Regions from separate parts of the Homo sapiens genome. Here all the other regions are linked to region 2. Evidence: chromatin loops called from intact Hi-C (ENCODE). Cell type or tissue: heart right ventricle. All regions are shown on one strand. Region 1 overlaps DNMT3B (DNA methyltransferase 3 beta). Region 2 holds the start of LOC124904888 (a long non-coding RNA gene). Region 3 overlaps EFCAB8 (EF-hand calcium binding domain 8).

Region 1 (8,000 bases), 510 kb after region 2:
TCCGCCTCCTGGATTCAAGAAATTCTCCTGCCTCAGCCTGTTACAGGCATGCAGCACCACACCTGGCTAATTTTTGTATTTTAGTAGAGACGGGGTTTCATCATGCTGGCCAGGCTGGTGAACTCCCGACCACAAGGGATCTGCCTGCCTCAGCCTCCCAAAGTGCTGGGATTACAGGCATGAGCCACTGCACCTGGCCTCGTTTTTTTCTTTCTTTTTTGTTTCTGTTTTGGTTTTTTTTTTTTTTTTTTTTTTTGAGACAGGTTCTCAGTGTGTCACCCAGGCTGGAGTGCAGTGGCATGATCTTAGCAAACTGCAGCCTGACTTCCTGGGCTCAGGTGATCCTCCCACCTCAGCCTCCACAGGCACACACCACCTCACCCAGCTAATTTTGTATTTCTCTTAGAAACAGGGTTACATCCTGTTGCCCAGGCTGGTCTTGGAACTCCTGAGCTCAAGCAATCTGCCCACCTCAGCGTCCCAAAATGCTGGGAAATCCAAGAGATGGTTATTTGCATCCCAAAATGCTGGGATTATAAGCGTGAGCCACTGAGCCCAGCACTTTTTAATTTTACATAATATGGCTCCCATTCTATAAATGGGATTTTGTAAAACCCATTTGTATTTCTATTCCATCTACACAGAAAATCTTAATGGACATGGTTAAATTTGACTCTGACCCTAGGAAAGAAAATTGTACAGCCATTAAAAATCTTAAGGACCCTTTAGTGACAAAATGACATCAGACAGTGCTTACAGTATTAATATTAATAAAGGGGAAAGCAGGAATCCAACTAGTGTTCAGAAAAATCTGGAAGGATGTGCAACCCAACGTTAACCTGGAGGGTATTTGTGAGGGTGGGATGTGAGGGGAGAGTGGGGAGGGAGTTCAGATTGACTTTTCAAGAAATTTGATTCTTTTCCAGTGACCATTTTATATGCAAAGAAATCAGAAGAAAGTGCATAGAAAACAGGGCACAGTCAAAAGACAGGAAGGAAATACCGTATTTCCTTGATTCTAATTTCCTACTGCCTGCACGACGCACCTTCGACTTATTAACCACTTTTGAGGGGAAAACAAAACAAAACAGAAAAAACATTACATTAAATGTATGGACTGTTTTCTTTTTTGAGACAAGGTCTTGCTCTGTCACCCAGGCTTGAATGCAGTGGTGCGATCTCGGCGCACTGCAACCTCTGCCTCCTGGGCTCAAGCCAATTCTCCCACCTCAGCCTCCCGGGTAGCTGGGACCACAGGCACATGCCAAGCACACCAGGCTAATTTTTCTATTTTTCACCATGTTGTCCAGGTGATCGCCTCAAGTGATCCACTCGCCTCAGCCTCCCAGAGTGCTGCGATTACAGGCATGAGCCACTAGGCCTGGCCTTTAAATCTATGGATTGTAAGACAAGTCCTGGATTTCTAGAAACCAGAGTTATCTTATAATGGGAGAAATATGGTACTGGTCAAAATGTTAGCAGGTGGCATATTCTTCTTTAACACTTTCCAATTTTCTCAAATGAGCATAGCTTAACTATTTTTTCCTTTAATAAAAAAGGTGCTAGTCAACACTGCATCCTGACTTCAAGACAGATGTCAGATTCAATACAAATTATATGCACGTGACCATCAGCAAGAAAGTGGCCGGGGAAGCCAGATAGAGCTGGCACAGCCTTCGTATGCCTGCTCCTATTTTTCCAACATTCAGAGTTGAGACCAGCTGCTAGAAAGCTGGGTGGGGTGTGGGGCAGCAGGGGTGGCTGACTCTCCCAAGAAGTGGTCCCACCAGCAGAGGCAGCGGGTGCTGCCATGGGGACTCATTCCCACCTGGTTGCGTGTTGTTGGGTTTGAGGCCCTCGATCCCAGTGGGCTTGAAGCCCCCGTGGGCCCACTCCAACATGGGCTTCAGCTGGTCCTCCAATGAGTCTCCAGGGCTGCTGGGGAAGGTCTTGCCAGCTCGCACCCTAGCTTTCTGCAAAGGCAGAGTCTGTGATGAATGGGGGGGTGGGGAGGAGGTGCTCGCCAGGCCACACCCAGGGATTCCCCCAGCCAGGGCCTACATTCCCCTTCACACTGGGCCCTTTCATAGCCAGACAGCTGTCCTGGGCTGTGGTATGTGACAGAGGAAGGAGGGGCCTGTGCAGGGAGAGGCCTCGGAAGGGGGGTTGTGGTTAAATCTTTTCATGCAGGCACCAAATAGGATCTCTTCCCCCTAGGGAATGTCAGTGGTCACCTCCCACTCAAAAGGCAGACATATCAGAATTAACTCTACCACCAAGATATAGAAGCCCCAGCCAGCACTATCTCATCTCCTCTGTATCTTATATAAGGCGGCACTAGATTTCTTGTTTTATCTCCCTAAAGATGGGGACATTAACTTGTGTCCTACATGAAGGACCAAGGATTTCAGTGTCTAATGAAGCCTTTAGCAATGAGAAGAGGTTGGCTCTTAAATGCTGAACAAAGGTGGGGGGAAAAAATCAAGGTGAAGGGAGAAACAGGGTATAATGGTTCATAGGGGATAAGACGGCCCACAGATAGAAGACAGCTGGCCTCCACTGCTGTCTTGCTGTGAACTCCAACCCTCATAAGAAGGCTCTGAGGTCTCTGGAAAAGCACATTCACTGATACGAATATTGCACCCCTAACTGCCCGTGCTCTTTCCTTCTGATTCAGTTAGTGGTCCCAATAAGTGGCAGCTGGGATGTCTCAAATCCCTTTGTTGGGAGGCCCAATCCGGTGGCCATCATGTTATGTTGTCATTTACCTCCTCCCTGGCCACCCTGTCCCCTCCAAACCACCCTTGGCAACACTGAGCTAGGTTTCTGTGGGTCTCTTGCTTCATCCCTGCTCTCAGGGCTTAGCCCTCATTCCCTCATCCCATGTTACCTCCAGAGCATGGTACATGGCTTTTCGATAGGAGACGAGCTTATTGAAGGTGGCCAAATTAAAGTGCTGGCTGAACAGCCCCAGTGCCACCAGTTTGTCTGCAGAGACCTAAAAGAGAAAGACATCATCAACATCCACCTACAGGTGTGTCCCAGGTGCCATGTCTATCACAATGTTGTCCATCAGATGCAGAAGATTTTCACACACTTTAACCAAGAGACCATTCCTGGGGATAAAGTCCACAGACATCTATTTGAAAGGAAGGAAAGAAAAAAGCAGAAAAATAGAAATGGCAGAGTCTCAACACACAGATATCCAGAACCTTGTTAGGTACGACACTTCCACTGTGGAAAAGGAGGATACTCTGAATGAAGGCAATTAGGCGAACCCTGTGTTTGTATACATTTTCCAAGCAGGTGTCCCTGGTGTGGACCCCTGAGGCTCAGTCCTAATATTCTCTGTGGCTGCTCCAGCATTGAGGGTTTGCACATATTCCTTCTTTCCTAAGCATGATAATTGTTTACTCTTTACCCTTTTATTAAAATGAGTTCACCTAATGAATGTGTTTAGAAAACAGTGCTCGACACAGCACCTTTCACTTGTTGTGATTATTTAACTTTAGTTCTTGTGATTTAATCCATATTCCACAAGTCTCCTGATGTACCAAGTCCCTGGACCAAGCATGAACTGACTGAGTTGCCAGTGAGAGAGAAAATGGCCATTCAGGGATGCTAATCAGAACTGAAAGGCCAGACGTAGTGGCTCAGGCCTATATTCCCAGCACTTTGGGAGTGGGAGTTGAGAGGATCGCTTGAGCCCAGGAGTTCGACTAGCCTGGACAACACAGCAAGACCCCATCTCTACAAAAACTTTTAAGAGCCAAACACAGTGGTGTGCACCTGCAGTCTCAGCTGCTCTGTTAAGGCAGAAGGATTGCTTGAGCCCAGGTGATTGAGGCTGCAGTGAGCCAAGACAGTGCCACTGCACTCCAGCCTGGGTGACAGTGAGGACCTCATCTCTTAAAAAAAAAAAGGAACTGAAAGACACAGGGAATGTTCTAGTCTCCGTAAAGAGTGCTCACACTCATGCAAACCTCCATTTTATCACGGAATGCCTGATTTCCTATATGGGGGTGTGACCACCACTGGGGAGAAAACACTGTGGCTCTGGTGGGGGGAAACCGCTCCAACACAAGTGCTGGTTCCAGCGCCCAATAGCTCCAATACAACCCAAACAGCGTACACATGCTGAGCAGGCACTTGCCCAGGCCAGACCCAGGTCCCATATTGTCATCTCATCCCCTAATGCTGACAGCCCCACACTGCATTGTATTAGCCTCAGACTCTATCTTGCAAAGTGCATTTTATGTCTCGATGGGGCAAAGCAATTGCAAACAATCCATCTTCCTTCACTTGAGTTACTGCTCTCCCATCCCTGGAAGCAGCTGCCTCACTGCCAGCATGGGCCCAGGACTTGTCCTCCCTCTGCTGGTCACAGCAGGCAACTGCATGCAGGGGCTCTCCTACAAAGGAGACTCCACACCCAATATATTATTGTAGCCCTTGGGAAACTTCAATTAGCTCATGGCAAATGGCCCCATGGTAGCTCAATTCCTGGGAAAAACAGAATCTCTGCTTGAGCTGAATCCCAGGAATGTACAGTCCTTCCTTCAATCCTGCCTGGCTTGCTTCTGCTGCAACTTGCCCAATGACCTTAGGCACCTAACTTAGCCTCTCTCAGGGCTCTGAGGGTAGGACTAACATTTACTTCTAAGAGACCATCACAGGATAGGTCTGTCTGATTAAAATCTTTGTTGAGGCCAGGCGTGGTGGCTCCCGCCTGTAATCCCAGCACTGGGAGGCCGAGGCGGGTGGATCATCTGAGGTCAGGAGTTGGAGACCAGCCTGGCCAACATGGTGAAACCCAGTCTGTACTAAAAATGCAAATATTAGCAGGGTGCGGTGGCAGGTGCCTGTAACCCCAGCCACTCAGGAGGCTGAGGCAGGAGAATTGTTTGAACCTGGGAGGCGGAGGTTGCAGTGAGCCAAGATCGCACCACTGCACTCCAGTCTGGGCAACAGAGTGAGACTCCATTCTCACCGCCCCCAAAAAAATCTTTGTTGAAAGAGTGTAAGAATCAAAACAGCCTAGTTATGCCCAACACAGCTCTTCCCCAGCTAAATGTCATTACCAAGAAAGATTTTAAAAGGCTAGAATCAATCATCAAGAGACTCTGAAATACCCAATTCTACTAAAAACCCTTTTCACAACTGATACCAGGTGACCCTAAACCCAACTCCATGCCTTTCTCTCCCCAGGGCTAAATGACAAGAGGCCGCGGCCATGCTTCCGGTCTCTTCCAGGCTTCTCCACTGAACACTTTTGGGTACTTGCTCACGTGGCCACTCCTGGCCCCTCAGAGTCCACACTGATGATTCTGCCCCCAAAAGATAAATCTAAGAAATAACATAAAATCCAACTGCCCATGGATCCAGAACTTTCTAGCACTTTTGTCCCCCGTGTGAGTGGAATCTGCTGTAGCTGGTTAACACAGGAAGTTTTGTCCTTCCTCCCAGACAGTGTGAAGGCATAGGCTCACACATCTGCAGAATACAATCCCAGGCCTTTGTCTTCAAAGGGAGGCAGGCAGGCACAGCCTCAGGCCTGCAGAACCCCTTGCCCTTCCCCGGACTCACCTCGGAGAACTTGCCATCGCCAAACCACTGGACCCACCGCATGCCAGACATAGCCTGTCGCTTGGAGGTGGCCTTCCAAGACACCACCATGGCGGGCCACCAGGAGAAGCCCTTGATCTTTCCCCACACGAGGTCCCCTATTCCAAACTCCTTCCCATCCTGGAAGAAAACCCACATGAAGAAATCCCAGTGAGGAGAGGCCATCCTGGGCCAAGTCCTGTCCACTCCACTGTCCCTGAGGGCAACAAAAAGCTTGCCATAAAATGCAAGATGTAGCCAGACACCGTGGTTCATGCCTGTAATTCTCAGTACTTTGGGAGACCGAGGCAGGGGGATCGCTTGAGGCCAGGAGTTGGATACCAGCCCGGGCAACACAGCAAGACTCCATTTCCACAAAAGAATTTATAAAGTAGCTGGGCTTGGTGGTGCACGCCTGTAGTCCTAGCTACTCAGGAGGCTGAGATAGGAGGATCGCTTGAGGCCAGGAGTTTGAGACTAGCCTGGGCACCATAGTGAGATCCCTTCTATACAAAGTAAAATGTAATAATGGACATAGAAAAAAGGGATCCTAACAACACATAAATACATACATGTGTAAGGAGTCTTCGTGCAGCAATGCTTGAATAAGCATAAACAACCTGAATCGGTTAATTAAGCTATGACCCAGACCACTGGATTTATTATCCAGACATGAACCTCAGGCAACTCTAGTTCTTAATAGAAGAAAAAAGCAAGTCTACAAAGGTATCATACGTACAATATATACAGTATGTGCACTCTGATGAACAGAATCACAATATGTATTGTCAGGCCTCTGAGCCCAAGCCAAGCCATCGCATCCCCTGTGACTTGCACGCATCCCCTGTGACTTGCACGTTTAAGCCCAGATGGCCTGAAGTAACTGAAGAATCACAAAAGAAGTGAATATGCCCTGCCCCACCTTAACTGATGACATTCCACCATAAAAGAAGTATAAATGGCCGGTCCTTGCCTTAAGTGATGACATTACCTTGTGAAATCCCTTTTCCTGGCTCCTCGTGGCTCAAAAAACTCCCCCACTGAGCACCTTGAGACCCCCACTCCTGCCCGCCAGAGAACAAACCCCCTTTGACTGTAATTTTCCTTTACCTACCCAAATCTTAGAAAATGGCCCCACCCCTATCTCCCTTCGCTGACTCTCTTTTGGACTCAGCCCACCTGCACTCAGGTGAAATAAACAGCTTTATTGCTCACACAAAGCCTGTTTGGTGGTCTCTTCACACGGGCGTACATGAAATGTATAACGTACGCAGTTGCAGTCCTTACATAAATGTCATGTTGGGAAAAACCACAGTATTCACGTGGTAAATACTGGCATTTGACTTATGTCTGGGAGAGGATTAAGGTAAAGAAAGGTCCGTGGTGCATATGGAAGATACTTAGAATTCAAACATGTCAATTATTACAATTACGAAACTTCTAACAACTGTTGTCGCTCTGTTACCAACAGTAGCAGGTAACTGGTTTTTCCCCGTGTTCAGGGTCCTCAGTCACCCTGGGCAGGAGCCCCTCTCGGCCATACCTGATACTCTGAACTGTCTCCATCTCCACTGTCTGCCTCCACCTGCGGGGACTCCATGCCCCCCTGCTGGCTGTCCTGGGCTAGGCGGGCGTAGGGGGTACTGCTGCTCTGGGGCGTCCCATGTGTGTCCTCTGTGTCGTCTGTGAGGTCGATGGTAAGGTAAGAGCTGGGAGGGGACGGCCATGGCGTTCCTGCCGATGCTGTTGCCCGCCGTCTCAGGGACTGTGGACAGAAGGACACATAGTTTGGGCCAGAGCAAAGGATGTCGGTGACCAGAGACCAACGGCACCCCCATATGGCTCCTAGGCAAAAAGAAAGAGGAAAGACTGAAGTTAAAGAGAACAGAGACCGCTGAAGAAACTTTTCCAGGAACACGTATCCCTTAAGGGGGGAGAAAGTCATTGTAACTGTCCCAGAGACAGAAAGATGACAAAGGCACAAATGATGGGTAATGACGAGGGACTCTCAGAGAGTGAAATGTTGCCATACCCGCTAGGGTTGCCTCAAGACAGGTGAAGAAGACATGAGGGAGAAGACAGTTCTGGATGTCAGTGTTTTCTACCTTGTTTCCAAGTTAGAGCAAGAACCAAGTCAACAGGGAAAGCTTCCATTCCCAACAGAGTGTCATCTGAGATCAGACCAGGAGAGAAGCCAACAGGCTTACGGGAAGCTTACCCAGGAGAGAAAAGAAAAAGCAAGAACCTGAAAAGCAGTGTGAAAAAAGGACACAGATTATCTACCAGCCACAACCAGTAGTGCAGTGAGTGAGGCATATCTCCCAGTTAGAGACTGCGGGCAGGGGTCTGGGCATCTGGGGAACCAACCCTGGTAGCCGGGAACTCCACGGGGGACT
Region 2 (8,000 bases):
GCAGCCTGGGGCACTACCATGAGGGAATAGCTTGCCTGAGGATGAAGGCAGCACAGAGGAAAACAAGGCTGCTAGGTGGGAGAGAGGAGAATGAAGAGGATATTGTTTGAGCACCTGGGTCCAGCTATTCCCGAAGTCAATAGCATCTAGACTTTTTAGTTATAGGAGCTAATACAATTCCTTTTGTGCATATGAGTTGAGTTTCTGTCCAGAGATTCCTGACTAAGAAAGTCACAGGGTTAGAATTGGACCCACAAAGCTCCTGGCTCTTGGTTCAGAGCTCCCTGTCCCCTGTCCCTGCTAAGTGATGAGAGTGGTGGAAATGTTTAACAAAGCAAGAGGGCGAACAGGAAAAGTAGACAGAAGGGTCCCCCTGGTTGCTGCCAATATCGCAGACAACTGAACTCACGATGCCCAGGGTGAACAAAGGGCGGAGGGCTTCACTGGAGGGAAACACTTCCAGCACGATCAGTTGGGCCACCTTGGCATGGCCTTGGTCTATAAAAAACTCGGGAGTGTCCTGAGTTAGGATCTTCACGATCTGGGTAGATCCCAGCTTATCTGCAGCCTGGAAGGAGATCAGACCCACATGTGGCCTCCCAAGTGCCCACCATGGCCCACAGGCTCTGTGTGTGGCCTGGCCCCTGCCTGCCTTCCTGGGCTCCCTGCTCCCTCACGTGTTCCAGCCACCCTGTCCTTCTTGCAGATCCTTGAATGTTGTGTTGTTCTCCCTACCTGGCAGCCTTTGGTCTCCTGTTCCCTCTGTCTGGAATGCCCTTCCCTTCAGGGAGGCCTCCCTGACGTCCCAGACTGTATCAGGGGCCCAGAGTGTTCTCATGGCCCCTAGAACCTGTCCTGTGTTACTGCAGCTGTAATGGAAATACTATCCATGTGATGATTTGCTTCAGGTCAAACTGGCCTGCTAGACTGAAATCTCTGTGCGGACAGGGATGCGGTTTGAGTGTCCCAGTGCTGGAATGAAACACTAGTCCCACTAGATTCTCCTCCCCAGAGGCCTGTGTCCAGACCACAGCAAACACCCCTCAAGCTGCAGATGGCAAACAGACCAACCTTTTCATTGATCAGCCCGATGCTTGACTTCAGCCGATGGGCACTCTCAGGAAGCTGAGGGTGAGAGGAGCCAGAGAAGGTCAGTTGGAGGGCACAGGGAGGCACATCTCCTGCACCCCACTGCTGGGAGGAAGGTTTCCCAGGACCCCAGAAAAGCTGGGTGGGCCCAGTGACCCAAGCCATGTGTCTGTCATTGGTGGAAAAACAGCCCCTAGGTCAGCTTCTATGGGGCATGGGGTCCTGCTGGCCTGGACTTTTACTGTGGGCTGGTGATGGTTGTGGGTCTGGGGGCAGCTTCCTGATCTCAGAGGACATAGAGAGGTGATTTCATTTTTACTGCAATCATGAATGGGCTAGTTGGTGACCACTCCCTATTTTCTCGCCATCCCAGTCCCCTGAGAGCTTGGTTATTGGTTGTCTGTCAGCTGCCCTGAAGTTCTGCCATCCTCCCATAACGTTGGACCAACCCTTTCCCCCTCTGGACCTCAATTTCCCCGTCAGTCACCCGGGAGGAGGTGGCACAACATAGTTGACTGGTGGTGGTTATCGGCTGTGCCCTGTTAATAAGGATTCCAAGGTTGTGTCAGCATCCAGACTCAGTAGAAAGGAGAGCCTTGATCGATTAGTGATGTCTGCCATGAGTGTCATAGTGGTGAGCAGTGGCACAGTCGCCATCCCTGGACTACTCACTATCTGAGATGTATTTATCACCCCTGGACTACTGCATATCTAAGATGCCTTTTGATTTCACGAGACTGTTATTTGGTAGAGGAAACATTTGCATCAGATTCCAGAGGGTAGAACCATGACTGGGGCTGGATGTTACCGGGAGGATTTTAGGTTTAGAGCTATGTCAGAGGCAGGGTCTATTAGAGGAGGGAGTGAGATCTCCATTAAACTGAGCCTGATGGAGGATTCCTGCTTAGGGGCACCCTGTGTTCAGGAAATTCCTATGATGTGGCCTGGGCGGCCCTATTCTCTGCCTTGTGCTGAGGTTTACCACAGAGTCCAACAGGACCATGAATTCTTCTGGAGAGAGCACAGCAGCCACTGCAGCTTTCACCACGTCCTGACTCACGATGAGGCTGAACGGGATGTTGTCCAGGGTGGGCATTGTCAGGGAAGCTGCAGAGTTATTGAACCACTTGGTCACCTTTCCCTGTGAGTCCAACAACTTGGCCTGAGGAGACAGAGCAGGGAGTCAGCTAAGAATTTTAACTCTGCAGCTTACCCAATAGCAACCTAGAAGGAAATGACACCATTCAGCCTGTTTCCTTTTTGTGCATTTGTTGCCAGGAAGCTTAGCCTGGAGCTCAGGTGTGTGGCAACATCTACTCCATCTTTGCCCCTCGGATAATCTCTGACTTTTATTTTTTGTACCAGATATCTTCGTTTTTTTTCCCATGCTTCAACTTCTCAGACACCTCAAACCCTTTGGATGGAGGGAAAATTAAAAACTACAACAAAATGGAAGAAACGATTTGATGCTGCAGTTTTCCAAAGGATCCATAGAAACTAGTCCAGGGGCCAGGCGTGTTGGCTCATGCTTGTAATCTTAGCACTTTGGGAGGCCGAAGTGGGAGGATCATTTGAGCCCAGGAGTTTGAGACCAGCCTGGGCAACATGGCGGAACCCCATCTTTACAAAAAATACAGAAAATTAGCCAGGCGTGGTGGCGAGTGCCTGCAGTCCCAGCTACTCAGGAGGTTGAGGTGAGAGGATCGCTTGAGCCCAGGAGGTCAAGGCTGCAGTGAGCTGTGATGGCACCACTGCACTCCAGCCTGGGTGACAGAGTGAGACTCAGTCTCAAAAAAACAAAACAAAAGAAACCTAGTCTGGGATTCATGCTACCAGGATGGTCTGGCCCTTTGGGGCGTCCAGCCACAGCATGGCTGTGCAGCTCCACATTGGACAGGGAGCTGACAGTTACTGGGCACTTCTGGTCTGCCAGGCATGGTGTGGTCTCATTTCATCCTCTCCTCAGTGGCCATTATTACTGACATTTTGCAGACAAGGAAACTGAGGCTCAGGGAGGTAAAGGAACTTGCCCAAAGTCACATAGCCAGGGAATCATAGAGCTAGGAGAGAAACTTAGGTCTGTGTTTCTTGATCCTTGGCTTTTGTTTCAAGGTTGTCATAGGTTTGGGGATTGGCAGGGACTTGCCTGAGAGAAAGGCTGAGGGCCCAGTGTCCCCACTCGGGCCCCCCCATGTCACTCTGGGTGACAGTGAGACTCAGTCTCAAAAAAACAAAACAAAACAAACTTGCATGGGACATATTCAGCCTGCAGTGATTTTTCTAGATCAGCCCGTGTCCTAATGGTGACCAGGATTTTCTCTCCTAACACAGGCCCATGCTATCTGACTCCTGGTGGTCAGAGAAGGGCAGCAATGTCCCCACTTCACCCTCAAGGTCCTGGGACACTCACCCCCAGGTAGAGCTGAATGGTGTCACCCTTGATGGCAGGATACAGAAGGTCAAACTCCAGACGGTCAATGCTGAGGGAAATGGGCACTGCTCAAGGACAAGAAGAAAGTTCTGTGAGGGTGGAGGGCAGTATTGGAGGGGGAAGTTGGGGGGCTGCTTCCAGGTGGAGCTGTACTGTTGCATGGGGGGGCAGGTAGGGAGGAGCAGGTAATAATGATGTTGATAATAATGATGCAAACAGTGATGACAGTGACATTTATCGAGCATCCACTAAGTGCCAGGCCTCTGCATGTCAGCTGGTTCATCTGCATGATAACGTTAGGAAGTAGGTCTTATTATTACCCCCTTTTACAGATGGTGAAACCAAGTCTGAGGAAAGGGAAATGACCTGTTCAAAGCCATACTATGAGAGCATGGGAACCCAGTCGGTTTTATGCCAAAGTCCCGGTTTGGAACGGAACTGAACTATTGTATGTAACACTCCACCGCCCCTACCAGACTGAAAGCCGCGTCCCCCATGCAGGTGGTTCTGGGTCTGGACACCCTATGAGCACCTGGATCTCAAGGAAGCTTAGGCTGGAAGCCAGAGGCCTGGTAACATCTACTCTGAAATCCAAACTGGCTCCTCTGCTCCCCCCAAAGATCTCGTGTTCGCGTCAGAATTCCCCACTTGGCCGCCAGGTGGCGGTGGTGTGTCACCTGCCCCGGTGTATGGCCGAGGATGGGGAGTGCTGGAGGGCCAGGGACCGGCCGCCTACCGCTCCAGGGAGACCTCCGGGCCCGTCCTCGGGGCAGCGGAGGAGCCAGCTGGACTTCGGTTTGAGCCCCAGTGACCTTGGCTGGTCTCTTCTCGCGTCTGAATCTGTTTCCTCGTCTTAAAATGAGGGTATAGTGCCCGCCAGGGCAGCACATGTACTAAAATCGGAAGGACATAGAGACGATGAGCATGACTCCTGTAAAAATTACTTTAAAAAAAGAAAAAAGGTCCGTCTCCAAAAAAAAAAAAAAAGTATATTAAAGTCAATAAGGTCCCCGAAAATGGCTATAACAACAACAAAAAAATGTGATTTACAAAGAGAAATCTACAGACTTGTCAACAAAATGTAATGTGTGAACTCTGGATCCTACTCTGAATACTGACCAAATATCTGACGATTGGAAGAACTCTTTGGGAATTAAAAAAAAAAAAAAGAAAAAAGGAAAGAAACGGCGGTAGAATAGTAATTCCTGCTTCATGTATACAACTGGCACCTAGTAACGGCTCAATCCGAATGACACTCGCTCAGAACTCAAGTCTTCCTCTATCACCAACTGCCTCTGTGAACTTGGACAGTGACTTCATTGCTCGGAGCCTCTTTCATCACAGTGAAGGGGGGTCATGACTGCCACCTCATGGAGTTGTCTGAGGAGTCAGTGAGATGTGCCTATACAAAACACCCAGCGGGAGGGCGTGGCCCATGGCAGATGCCCTGTGGCGCTCAGTGCATGCTGCTCTCCCTTCTCCTCTCTGGTCGCCCTTGGAATGAGCCTCTTCTGATCCCAAAGTGCAGTTGGTAGACTTTTCTTCTTCTCCGCCAGTTTCCACTCTGGGGGCCTGAGCATGGCAGAGTTCTGATGTGGGGGCAGGAGCCTGTGCCCTCCCGTATCTGCTATGCTGGGGGAGGGAGAAATGACTTCCTTCCGTCTTTGCCCTTCGAATCATCTCTGATTTTTATTTTTTAAACCAGATATCTCAGTTTTTAACCCATGCTTTAATTTCTCAGATACCTCAAACCCTTTGGATGGAGGGAAAATTTGAAACTGCAACGAGATGGATAGAACTATTTGATGCTGCAGTTTTCTAAAGTATCCATAAAAACTAGTCCGGGGGCTGCGTGTGATGGCTCATGCTTGTAATCTTAGCATCTTCTGTCTGTCCATCCATCCATCCATCCATCTATCCATCCATCCATTTAGCATGCATTTGTAAGTGCTTCTCTGTGCCAAGAGGGACACCTGCTATGTGCCCAGAACTTTCCTGTAGACTTTTATTCCTCACTAACAATCCTATGTTGTAGGGATGGTTAAGCCCCATTTTATGGATGAGGAAACCGAGGATGAGGAGGTAAATTAGCTTTCCCAAAGTCATGGAGCAAGTCAGGGGCAGAGCTGGGATTTGAACTTGGGGCATCCACTGACCTGACAACTGCACAAATAGTAAGAGCTCATGAAGTCCTAGTCGTGGCGAATTTCTGTCTGCGCGTCTGGGGCAGGGATCAACTGATGCTTGTCTCACCTGCTTCTGGGCCTGAGTTGCAGCTCAGGCCTGACTTGGGGAGGCCTTCCCTTGGTGGAGTCAGGGTCTGGAGGCCAGCTCCGTAGTAAAGGAAAAAGTGGGAGAGAGAGCAGAGCACCTACCCTTCACCAGCTGCAGGAGGTCTGCATACATGCCATTGAAGGAAGCCTCGATCACGGGACACAGCTGCAACAGCATAAGCAAGGGGCTCCATCAGGGAGGGGCCAGAATGCAGCCCCACAGCAGCCCCGGGCTGTGCCCAGCCCACCTGGCCTGTGTCCTACTGCTGTGCCCATGGCCAGCCAGGTTCCATCCATGGGTTGAGGATTCATTCGTGTGTTGAACCCAGCCTGCAGGGCCACCTGGGACCTTTTGCAGTGGTTTGTCCCTTTCCCTGTGCCCAGGGTGTGCTTGGCCTGCCAGCAGCCCTCCCTCTCTGACTCCTTGTCTTGCTCACAGGTGTCTATGTTTTCCATGAGAGTGAAATGGAGGCTGGGCGCAATGGCTCATGCCTGTAATCCCAGCACTTTGGGAAGCCAAGGTGGGTGGATCGCTTGAGGCCAGGAGTTTGAGACCAGCCTGGCCAGCATGGTGAAACCTCATCTCTACTAAAGATACAAAAAGCCAGGCATGGTGGTGCACTCCTGTAATCCAAGCTACTTGGTTGGCTGAAGCACAAGGATTGCTTGAACCTGGGAGGTGGAGGTTGCAGTGAGCTGGAATCGTGCTACTGCACTCCAGCCTGGGTGACAGAGCAAGACTCTACTTTAAAAGAAAAAACAAGAGTTAAATGGAGAATTTGTTTATTCATACAGCAAGTTGCTACTGAGTTCTTTTCACATGTCAGACTCTGGAACAGAGGCCAGCAAGGCAGACCCAACCAGACTCCTGGGCAATCTCTTTGTGCCCTTTGTGGCTTTCTAGCCCAACACATCCCTTTGCTCACTGGGCACTTCTCTTCCTAAAATTGCCAGCAGTCCTCAACAGGGGGAGATTTTGTCCCCAAGGAGACATTTGGAAATTTCTAGAGACATTTTTAGTTGTCACAACTTGGAGGGGATGACAACTAGTGGGTAGAGGCCAGGGATGCAGCTAAACATCCTACTGTGCATAGGACAGCATCCAGACAAAGAATTATCCAGCCCAAAATGTCAGTACCACCAAGGCTGAGAAACTCTGACCTAACCTAACCCTGACCTGAGCTGTTCTGCTTAGGGAGAAGGTCAAACATTTGACTCACTTTTCAGGGCAGTGCTCCAAGATTATTGAGGACATTTTTGTCTTGTTGACCACCCCTTAATACTCTTGAGGAATGACAATGCCTTTGAGAAATGTTAACTCCTATGAATAACCGTTCCCTGCTCCTGGCTGCATTGCCAATCTAGAGCCCAGAGAGGATGGAAGACTTTCAGCTCAGAGACTCCCAGCAGGCACTGCCAGGGGAGCCTGTTTCTCACCGGAAAGTGTCCCGGGGAACCTCTGCATTTTATCCCACAATTCCCCATCCTTCATTTCTATCAGCAGGTCTCAATCCTGGCTACACAGTAGAGTCCTCTGGGATACTAGGACCCACCCAGACCAGTTACTTCTGAATCTGGGGTAGGGCCTAGCCATTAGTATTTTTTAAAGGTTTCTCAGGTTCTGATGGCTCTGATGTGCAACGAGGGTTGAGACCCATGGATTTACACTGAAAAAGATTTCAACATTTTCCCTCCCTCCCTCCCTCCCTCCCTTCCTTCCTTTCTTCCCTCCCTCCCTCTCTCTCTTTTTCCGTCCTTCCTTCCTTCCCTTTCCCTTCCCCTTCCTTCCTTCCTTCTTTCCTTCCTTCCCTTCCCAATCCCCTTCCTTCCTTCTTTCCTTCCTTCCCTTCCCCTTCCCCTTCCTTCCTTCCTTCTTTCCTTCCTTCCCTTCCCCTTCCTTCCTTCCTTCTTTCCTTCCTTTCTTCTCTCTCTCTTTCTCTCTCTCTCTCCTTCCTTCCTTCCCTCTCTCTCTTTTTCCTTCCTTGCTTCCTTTTCTCCCTTTTTTTCTCTCTTTCTTTCTTTCTTTCTCTCTTTCTTTCTTTCTTCTTCTCTCTTTCTTTCTTCTTTCGAGTCTCACTCTGTCACCCAGGCTGGAGTGCAGTGGTGCAATCTCGGCTCACTGCAACCTCCACCTCCCAGGTTCAAGCAATTCTCCTGCCTCATCCTCTCTGATTCTCCTGCCTCATCCTCCCGAGTAACTGGGATTA
Region 3 (8,000 bases), 400 kb after region 2:
GGGGTTATGGGGTTTAGGACATGCTACCCCAAAATATGGCATCTTGGCATTTGAGACAACAGCAGAAGCAGCAGGAGGGCCACGCTTGCCTTCCCCTAGCCTTCTCCCTGAAGCAGGTCATAGAACACTGATTCCATAGGTGCCCACTCTATACCTATACCTAGGGGAAAGGAATGTCCTTTTTTTTTTTTTTGAGATGGAGTCTCACTCTGTCGCCCAGGCTGGAGTGCAGTGGTGCGATCTTGGCTCACTGCAACCTCCACCTCCCAGGTTCAAGTGATTCTCCTGCTTCAGCCTCCAGAGTAGCTGGGATTACAGGTACACACCACCACGCCTGGCTAATTTTTGTATTTTTAGAAGAGATGGGCTTTTACCATGTTGGCCAGGCTGGTCTGGAACTCCTGACCTCAGGTGAGCCACCCATGGCCTCCCAAAGTGCTGGGATTACAGGCATGAGCCACCAAACCCAGCCCCAATGTCCTTATTTCTGAAGACACAGGGACACAGAGGGGGATCTGGACAAACAGTTTACTGCCATCAGATGGTACTAGTCCAGTCGTCCTGCATGACCGTCCATTCTTCATCAAACTTCACATGAAACTACACAGGCGTCCCTGTCTCTTTGGGTTTTTTTCTGAAGGCTCCCATGTCACATGAAACTTAAATGTGCATGCTTTTCTCTTGTTCATCTGCCTTTTGTTATCAGGGTCTCAGCCATAAACCTTACAATGGGTGAAGAAAAAATATTACTCCTCCCGCACAGGGGTCAGGATTCAGACCTAGGGTGGATATGGCAGGAGGTGGCAGGAAGCTCAGTAAGCAGCGATCCAGGAGAGGAGAGGCTCATTAGGGCCGGGTGAGGCTCAGAGGGCTGGAGAGGCCCAGACAGGAGTTCCAGGAAGGCCAGGGCCCTGCAGCCCTCACAGGCCTAAGAACCGCAGATGCTCTGTGCCTATGCCCATGCCTCTCATCCACAACATCCTGCCCCGCCAGCTCCTTCTACTACACTCTTCAAAACTCCATTCTGGCCAGGCACAGTAGCTCACGCCTGTAATCCCAGCACTTTGGGAGACCAAGGCGGCCGGATCACCTGAGGTCAGGAGTTCCAGACCAGCCTGGCCAACAGGGTAAAACCTCGCCTCTACTAAAAATACAAAAATTAGCCAGGCATAGTGGTATGTGCCTGTAATCCCAGCTACTCAGGAGGCTGACGCAGGAGAATCACCTGGACCTGGGAGGTGGAGGTTGCAGTGAGCCAAGATTGTACCACTGCACTCCCAGCCTGGGTGACAGAGAAAGACTCAGTACCCCCACCCCGCCACCGCCTTAAAAAAAAAAAAAAAAAAAAAGCTCCATTCAGGTGTGGTGGCTCACACCTGCAATCCCAGCACTTTGGCAGGCACAGGCAGGAGGATCCCTTGAGGCCAGGAGTTCAAGACCAGCCTGGGCAACACAGCAAGATCCCATCTGTACAAAAAAAACAAAAATTAGCTGGGCGTGATGGTGCACCTGCAGTCCCAAATACTTGCAAGGCTGAGGTGGGAGGATTGCTAGAACCCAGGAGGTTGAGGCTGCAGTGAGCTGTGATCATGCCACTGCACTCCAGCCTGGGGGACAGAGCAAGAACCTGTCCACGAAAAAAACAAAAAGACTCTATTCAGGCCAGACACAGTGGCTCACGCCTGTAATCCCAGCACTTTGGCAGGTCGAGGCAGGAGGATCCCTTGAGGCCAGGAGTTCAAGACCAGCCTGGGCAACACAGCAAGATCCCATCTGTACAAAAAAATTAAAAATTAGCTGGGCATGGTGGTGCACCTGCAGTCCCAGCTACTTAGGAAAGTGAGGCAGGAGGATCACTTGAGCCTGGGAGTTTGAGGTTACAGTGAGCTCCAGCCTGGGCAACAGAACGACACCCTGCCTCAGAAAAAAAAAACCCAAAAAATCCATTCAAAGGCATCTGTAGTAGGGCACCCGACCCCCTGACACAGTATGCCCTCCACTGAAGTCACCCCTGACCCGGCTCCTCCACCACTCCCGGGGGGCCTAAGCCAGGTGCCTGGGCATCAACCTGGACAACACTGTGGCTCCCATTATCCAGCCTGGCCCCAAGTCCTCCTTGCCTACTTCCCTCCACTCCCATGGCCACTGCTAGCCCAGGCCCCTGACTTTGCCGTATCAGCCTCCCAGCCAGTTCCTTCATCTCCAGCCTTGCTCCCCTTTAAATCATCTGTCCAGAGACACAAGGATTCCTCTAAAAATCAAAGCTTCAAAGAGAACAGATGGCAGTACACATATTTCATTTATTGCCAAACCAGATATTCCTCCCTCCACACGTATATGTGCTGCCGAAAAATGTTCTGGAAGAATGGTCACCAAAATGTTAGTAGAAATTATTTCAGGCCGATTTCACGTATTGATCAACAAAGATTTCCTGGCTCCTACTCCTGCCAGGATTACCAGGGGCACAGACACGAGGCTTCTGCCATAGGGGGTTTTCCTTCTAGAGGGAAACAACAGGAGGAAGTGGACACACAGAAGGGAGATGGACATTTACAAATCATGGCGAGTCCTGCAAGGGACATAAGCACATGGCTTTGACGGAGGACAACAGAAGGAGGCTCACTTCTGCCGGCCTCTCTGAGGAGGGTCCAGGGCAGCGGAGACCTGAAGGGTGAGAAGGAGTCAGCCCCGGGGAGCCCAGGGGAGGGGTGAGGCTTCAGCCGGAGGGAGCAGCCTATGCAAGGCCGGTGTGGTGGGCACCAGGTGGGCCAGGAGGAGAGGGCATGAGAGGACATGGGCGAGATGGGCAGGGCCCAATCCACAGCCCTGGCCAGGAGCCGTTGAAGGCTCCATACAGGGCCCTGGCTGGATCAGATTTGTTGATGGCCGTGGGTCAGGAAATGTGGCCTGAGGGGACACGGTGAGGCTGCTAAGAGGGCCAGGGCAAGCAGTTCAGGTGGGAGATGACGGTGGCTTCAACTAGGTGGTGGTGGCAGAAGTGAAGGAAGAGGGGACAGTCGGGGAGACGCCGGGGGTCAGTCCACACACTCAGCACCGGCTCCTGCTACCACACCCGCTCCGTCAGATTTGCTCCTGGCTCGAACCATCTGAGAACTCAGGTGAGGCTGGCTGCAAGGAAGCCAGACCCTCAGGCCCACACTGCCTTGGAGGCTGAGGCTGACTCCAGAGGCAGAGGTTGGGGTGCCAATGCCAGGCCCCACCCGCAGAGGATATGCCCTAAGATGGCATCGCCAAAACGGGAGACCAGCAAGTGGTCAATTGTGCCACCTGCCGGCCTGTACATTGCACTGCATGCAGACAAGAATGCATGGGGTGTGCCAACACTCCCAGCTAATTTTTAAATATTTTGTGTAGATGGGATCTTGCTGTATTGCCCAGGCCGGTCTTGAACTCCTGGCCTCAAGGGATCCTCCTGCCTTGGCCTCCCTAAGTGCTAGGATTACAGAAGTGAGCCACCGTGTCTGACCTGAATGGAGTCTTTTGTTTTTTTTGAAGACAGGGTCTTGCTCTGTCACCCAGGCTGAAGGAAGGGAACATGTGTCTCTGTGTTTGTGTGTGTAAATATATTCTCTACCCTACCCCAAAAATACATCTCCAGTCCCTCCATCCCACAACACAGCCCAGCTCCAGGCCACCATCCTATGCAGCCTCAACTATTGCAATGGCCTCCTCACTGGTGTGTTCACCACCACCCCTGCCCATGGACACTCCACCTGCAACATATAAGCCAGACCACACCAGTTCTCTGCTCAAAACCATCCCAGAACCGTGCTTATATCTAGTTCCAAATATTGTAAGAAGATACTCTGAGGTACTTAGAGAAATATTAACGTGGACTAGCTACTAGGTGATATGGAAGAATTATACCATTTTATCTATTTTTGTGTGTGTTTGAAACATTTTATAATGAAAATATTAATTTAAAATTAATTAATTTAAAAAACAAGGCCAGGAGCGGTGGCTCACGCCTGTAATCCCAGCACTTTGGGAGGCCGAGGCGGGCGAATCATGAGGTCAAGAGATGAAGACCATCCTGGCCAACATGGTGAAACCCCGTCTCTACTAAAAATGCAAATATTAGCCGGGCATGATGGCGCGTGCCTGTAATCCCAGCTACTTGGGAGGCTGAGGCAGGAGAATCGCTTGAACCCGGGAGGTGGAGGTTGCAGTGAGCTAAGATTACACCACCGCACTCCAGCCTGGGCACTGCAGCAAGACTCTGTCTCAATCAATCAATCAATCAATCAGTCAATCAATAACAAGAGCATACCACAGACAGCGGAGCTGTGCAAAGGCCCTGGCGCAGGAGCACGCCTGAGCCTGAAGGCCAGTGGAGCTGAGTGGGCAGGTGGAGGCAATGAGGTCAGGAAGGCAGCAGGCCCGGCCCACAGAGGCCCTCCTGGCCCTGGTGAGGTGACCCCCTGATATCCTCCTGCCATCAGGACTCAATAAAACAAGATCTGAATGAAACACATATCTTATACACCAAGCTTGTCCAACTCACAGCCCATGGGCCTCATACAACCCAGGACAGCTCTGAATGTGGCCCAACACAAATTCATAAACTTTCTTATAACATTATGAGACTTTTTTGTGATTTTTATTTAGCTCATCAGCTATTGTTAGTGTCAGTGTATTTTATGTGTGACTCAAGACAATTCTTCTTCTTCCTATGTGGCCCAGGGAAGCCAAAAGATTGGACACCCCAATATACACTAAGTGATACCACCACCAATGCAGACAGATAGCCTCAGCAAACAGCTCCAAGCAAACTTCTGCCACACGGCCCCATTCAAAGCACTGAACCCAAGACTGAAACTTCCCCTTCACGTCAGACATTCCCGGAGGCCCCTTTTTCCGGCCTGCAGGGAGCTCCAGGACTTGTCTAGAAATGTACACAGTGCACTGTTTGGTTAAAAAGGCACTGGACGGCCGGGCGCGGTGGCTCATGCCTGTAATCCCAGCACTTTGGGAGGCCGAGGTGGGCGGATCACGAGGTCAAGAGATCGAGACCATCCTGGCCAACATGGTGAAACCCCATCTCTACTAAAAATACAAAAATTAAGCCGGGCATGGTGGCTCACGCCTGTAATCCCAGTACTTTGGGAGGCCAAGGTGGGTGGATCACAAGGTTGGGAGATCGAGACCATCCTGGACAACATGGTGAAACCCCGTCTCTACTAAAATATGAAAAAAAATTAACCGGGCATGGTGGCGCACACCTGTAGTCCCAACTACCTGGGAGGCTGAGGCAGGGGAACTGCTTGAACCCGAGAGGCGGAGGTTGCAGTGAGCCGAGATTGTGCCACTGCACTCCAGCTTGGCAACACAGTGAGACTCCGTCACAAAAAAACAAAAAATAAAAATAATAAAAATTAAAAAATGAAAAATAAAAATACAAAAATTAGCTGAGCACGGGGGCACGTGCCTGTAGTCCCAGCTACTAGGGAGGCTGAGGCAGGAGAGTCACTTGAACCTGGAAGGCGGAGGTTACAGTGAGCCGAGATTGCGCCACTGCACTCCAGCCTGGTGACACAACAAGATTCCGTCTCAAAAACAAAACAAAACAAAAAAAGGCACTGGACATATAATGAGGCCCAAGATAAAACTCCAGCTCAAGTGTCTGCTCTAAGACAGTCACTTCCCCTCCCTAAGCTTCGGGTTTCCCATCTGTAAAATGAGGAGTTGGACGAAATTAGCCTTATCATCTCAGGATTGAAATTTCCCCTGAAAAACAACCAGGACAGAAAGGGACAGACATGGGTCTAAATGGCCCTCTGTTTCTGCCCCAACCCCACCCTGGCCTCACCCAGTCTCTCCCCAATACAGGCCTTAAATCTCCTGCTGTTCCCCCAAAAAGACTCTCCTGGGGCTCAATCTTCAGCCTGTGCAGAAGCAAAATGTCAGAGCCCCAAAGGCTCAAGGTAAAGACTAGGGGCCGGAGGAAAACTGCAGGGGCAAGAGCCACCCAGCAGGAAGACTCCGCGAGAGAACATACCTACCAGTTTATCCACAGTAAACGGCACAGTAGAAGCCACACAGTAAAAGAACAGAAGTGGGCCAGGCGCGGTGGCTCGTGCCTGCAATCCCAGCACTTTGGGAGGCCGAGGCGGGCTGATAACCTGAGATCAGGAGTTCGAGACCAGCCTGACCAACACAGAGAAACCCCGTCTCTACTAAAAATACAAAATTAGCCGAGCATGGTGGTGCGTGCCTGTAATCCCAGGTACTCGGGAGGCTGAGGCAGGAGAATCACTTGAACCCGGGAGGCAGAGGTTGTGGCGAGCCGAGATCGCACCATTACACTCCAGCCTGGGCAACAAGAGTGAAACTCTGTCACAAAAAGAAAAAAAGAAAAAAAACCAGAAGTGGTGGCTTTTGATAACTGGGTCAGGGAATGGCGATTGAATAAGGAGGGGGCCCCTCAGGACTCCAACCTTCTTTATAATGTTTTCATTTTTTACATGGACAATGCATTTAATACATACTTGTGTGATTAATTGGTTTTTCTTTTTTTTTTTTTTTTTGAGACGGAGTCTCACTGTGTCCCCCAGGCTGGAGTGCAGTGGCGCAATCTCGGCTCACTGCAAGCTCCACCTCCTGGGTTCACACCATTCTCCTGCCTCAGCCTCCCGAGTAGCTGGGACTACAGGTGCTTACCACCACGCCCGGCTAATTATTATTATTATTATTATTATTATTGTATTTTTAGTAGAGACGGGGTTTCGCCATGTTAGCCAGGATGGTCTCGATCTCCTGACCTCATGATCCACCCACCTCGGCTTCCCAAAGTGCTGGGATTACTGGCGTGAGCCACCGCGCCCGGTGACTAACTAGTTTTTCAAAAGAAAAGAAAAAACTTCACTCTAGGGTAGAGGAATCTAGACTGAAGGAAACAGATTGGAACCATCTGCAAAGAACCAATGCTGCCAGTTACTGAACACATACCACAGAGGATTCCCTCATGCAACCCTTCAGGAAGTGAGGTACGTGCTTTCACACCCTTTCACAGATGAGGGAACTGAGGGTCACAGAGGAGAAAGTAACTCACAGTCATCCCTTCATTCAGAAAACATTTCACTGACTGCCAATCACTCTGTGCTGGCTTCTATGCTGAGTTTTGCATATAGATTGGGAGATAAAAGAGGCTGCTGTGTTCTCACCGTGCTGCTGCTGGCAATGCTGGAAAAACTAAACCCCAGAGTCCATACACCAACCACCATCTGCCACTGTCAGCCCCCATGGTCCACTCACCACCCCCCTCCCTTCCAGCCCCACCGCCTTAGCCAGGAGAGAAGCACTTCTTACCTGGGTTTCTTAGAGGCTTTGGCTGGCAATATTGTCAGCACCAGAGAGGACTTCTCGATGGCTGAACAGGAGACTACCACATTCATCTGGGGGATGAACTTGACCTGCTCACACCAGTTGGGATGGAGAGCCTGGGAAGACAGTAGCAATGGTGGGAGACTCCACCCAAGGACAACTTTCTAGGCCCAGCCCCCAGAACATGACCAGGTGCTGGGACTGGAGGTGCCCAGAGATCACGGAGTCTAATGCCCTTCTCCTAGTGATCACAAAGTGATGTGGCCCCGCAATCCTAGCCCAGGTCCTATGACCAGCACTGGCCATCTCTCGTCACTGAAAATTTTTAAAAGCACACAAGCCTACTTTCATTTGAAATCTTGTGAGTTAGAGGATGGGGAAGGTCAGGCCCATACTAATCATCTCCCACGAGGAGAGAAAGGATGAATTCAAGTCTGTCCAGGCCACAATCTAGTTATCCACAGGGAGCCCCCTCTACAGATGGGCTGTGCTCCCAGCCCACTGCCACCCTCCATGTTTGTCATAGCGTGGAGTGCTCAAGGAAGCGCGGAGGGCATGAGAATGTGCATTTCACGGCAACTTGAACCACAAAAGATGACGCGCAGTCGAAGGGGCTGGCTGGGCTCTGAATTCTCCGGCGCCAACTCTGTGACCTG

Evidence for each region. Peaks named below come from ENCODE experiments on the same cell type or tissue, not always from the same donor. Only the 100,000 strongest peaks of a DNase experiment are listed, where the experiment ranks them.
Region 1: it touches region 2 in a loop (3.0-fold over the local background); 49 of 110 quality-filtered maps call a loop at or near these places.
Region 3: a loop joins it to region 2, with 8 times the contacts of the local background. A loop is called at or near these places in 99 of 110 quality-filtered maps.

The regions. Positions count from the first base shown.
Region 1 is chr20:32,786,599-32,794,598 of GRCh38, reverse strand. It overlaps DNMT3B (DNA methyltransferase 3 beta), which reads right to left. Exons shown (of 23, transcript NM_006892.4): 5 at 7,972-8,000; 6 at 7,148-7,369; 7 at 5,587-5,745; 8 at 2,891-2,998; 9 at 1,829-1,973; 10 at 1,004-1,063. Among named protein-coding and RNA genes, the nearest start is that of DNMT3B, 28 kb to the right of the region's middle. RefSeq lists enhancers at 4,131-4,270, 3,433-4,362, 4,363-5,294, 6,284-6,954, 6,955-7,626. In heart right ventricle, CTCF peaks have their summits at 4,178 and 4,383 (motif pointing left); a DNase peak (open chromatin) is centred at 4,378.
Region 2 is chr20:33,295,484-33,303,483 of GRCh38, reverse strand. BPIFB1 (BPI fold containing family B member 1) reads right to left here. Exons shown (of 16, transcript NM_033197.3): 7 at 5,896-5,959; 8 at 3,500-3,585; 9 at 2,072-2,251; 10 at 1,072-1,125; 11 at 410-568. LOC124904888 (a long non-coding RNA gene) reads left to right here and starts at 4,960. Exons shown (of 2, transcript XR_007067566.1): 1 at 4,960-5,051; 2 at 5,262-5,367. It overlaps LOC105372594 (a long non-coding RNA gene), which reads right to left and starts at 5,271. Exons shown (of 2, transcript XR_936685.3): 1 at 4,640-5,271; 2 at 3,631-4,413. In heart right ventricle, CTCF peaks have their summits at 3,969 and 4,168 (motif pointing right); a DNase peak (open chromatin) is centred at 4,163; H3K27me3 peaks cover 1,770 bases.
Region 3 is chr20:32,897,953-32,905,952 of GRCh38, reverse strand. EFCAB8 (EF-hand calcium binding domain 8) reads right to left here. Exons shown (of 27, transcript NM_001143967.2): 11 at 7,330-7,460. Among named protein-coding and RNA genes, the nearest start is that of EFCAB8, 43 kb to the right of the region's middle. In heart right ventricle, CTCF peaks have their summits at 3,092 and 3,293 (motif pointing left); a DNase peak (open chromatin) is centred at 3,265.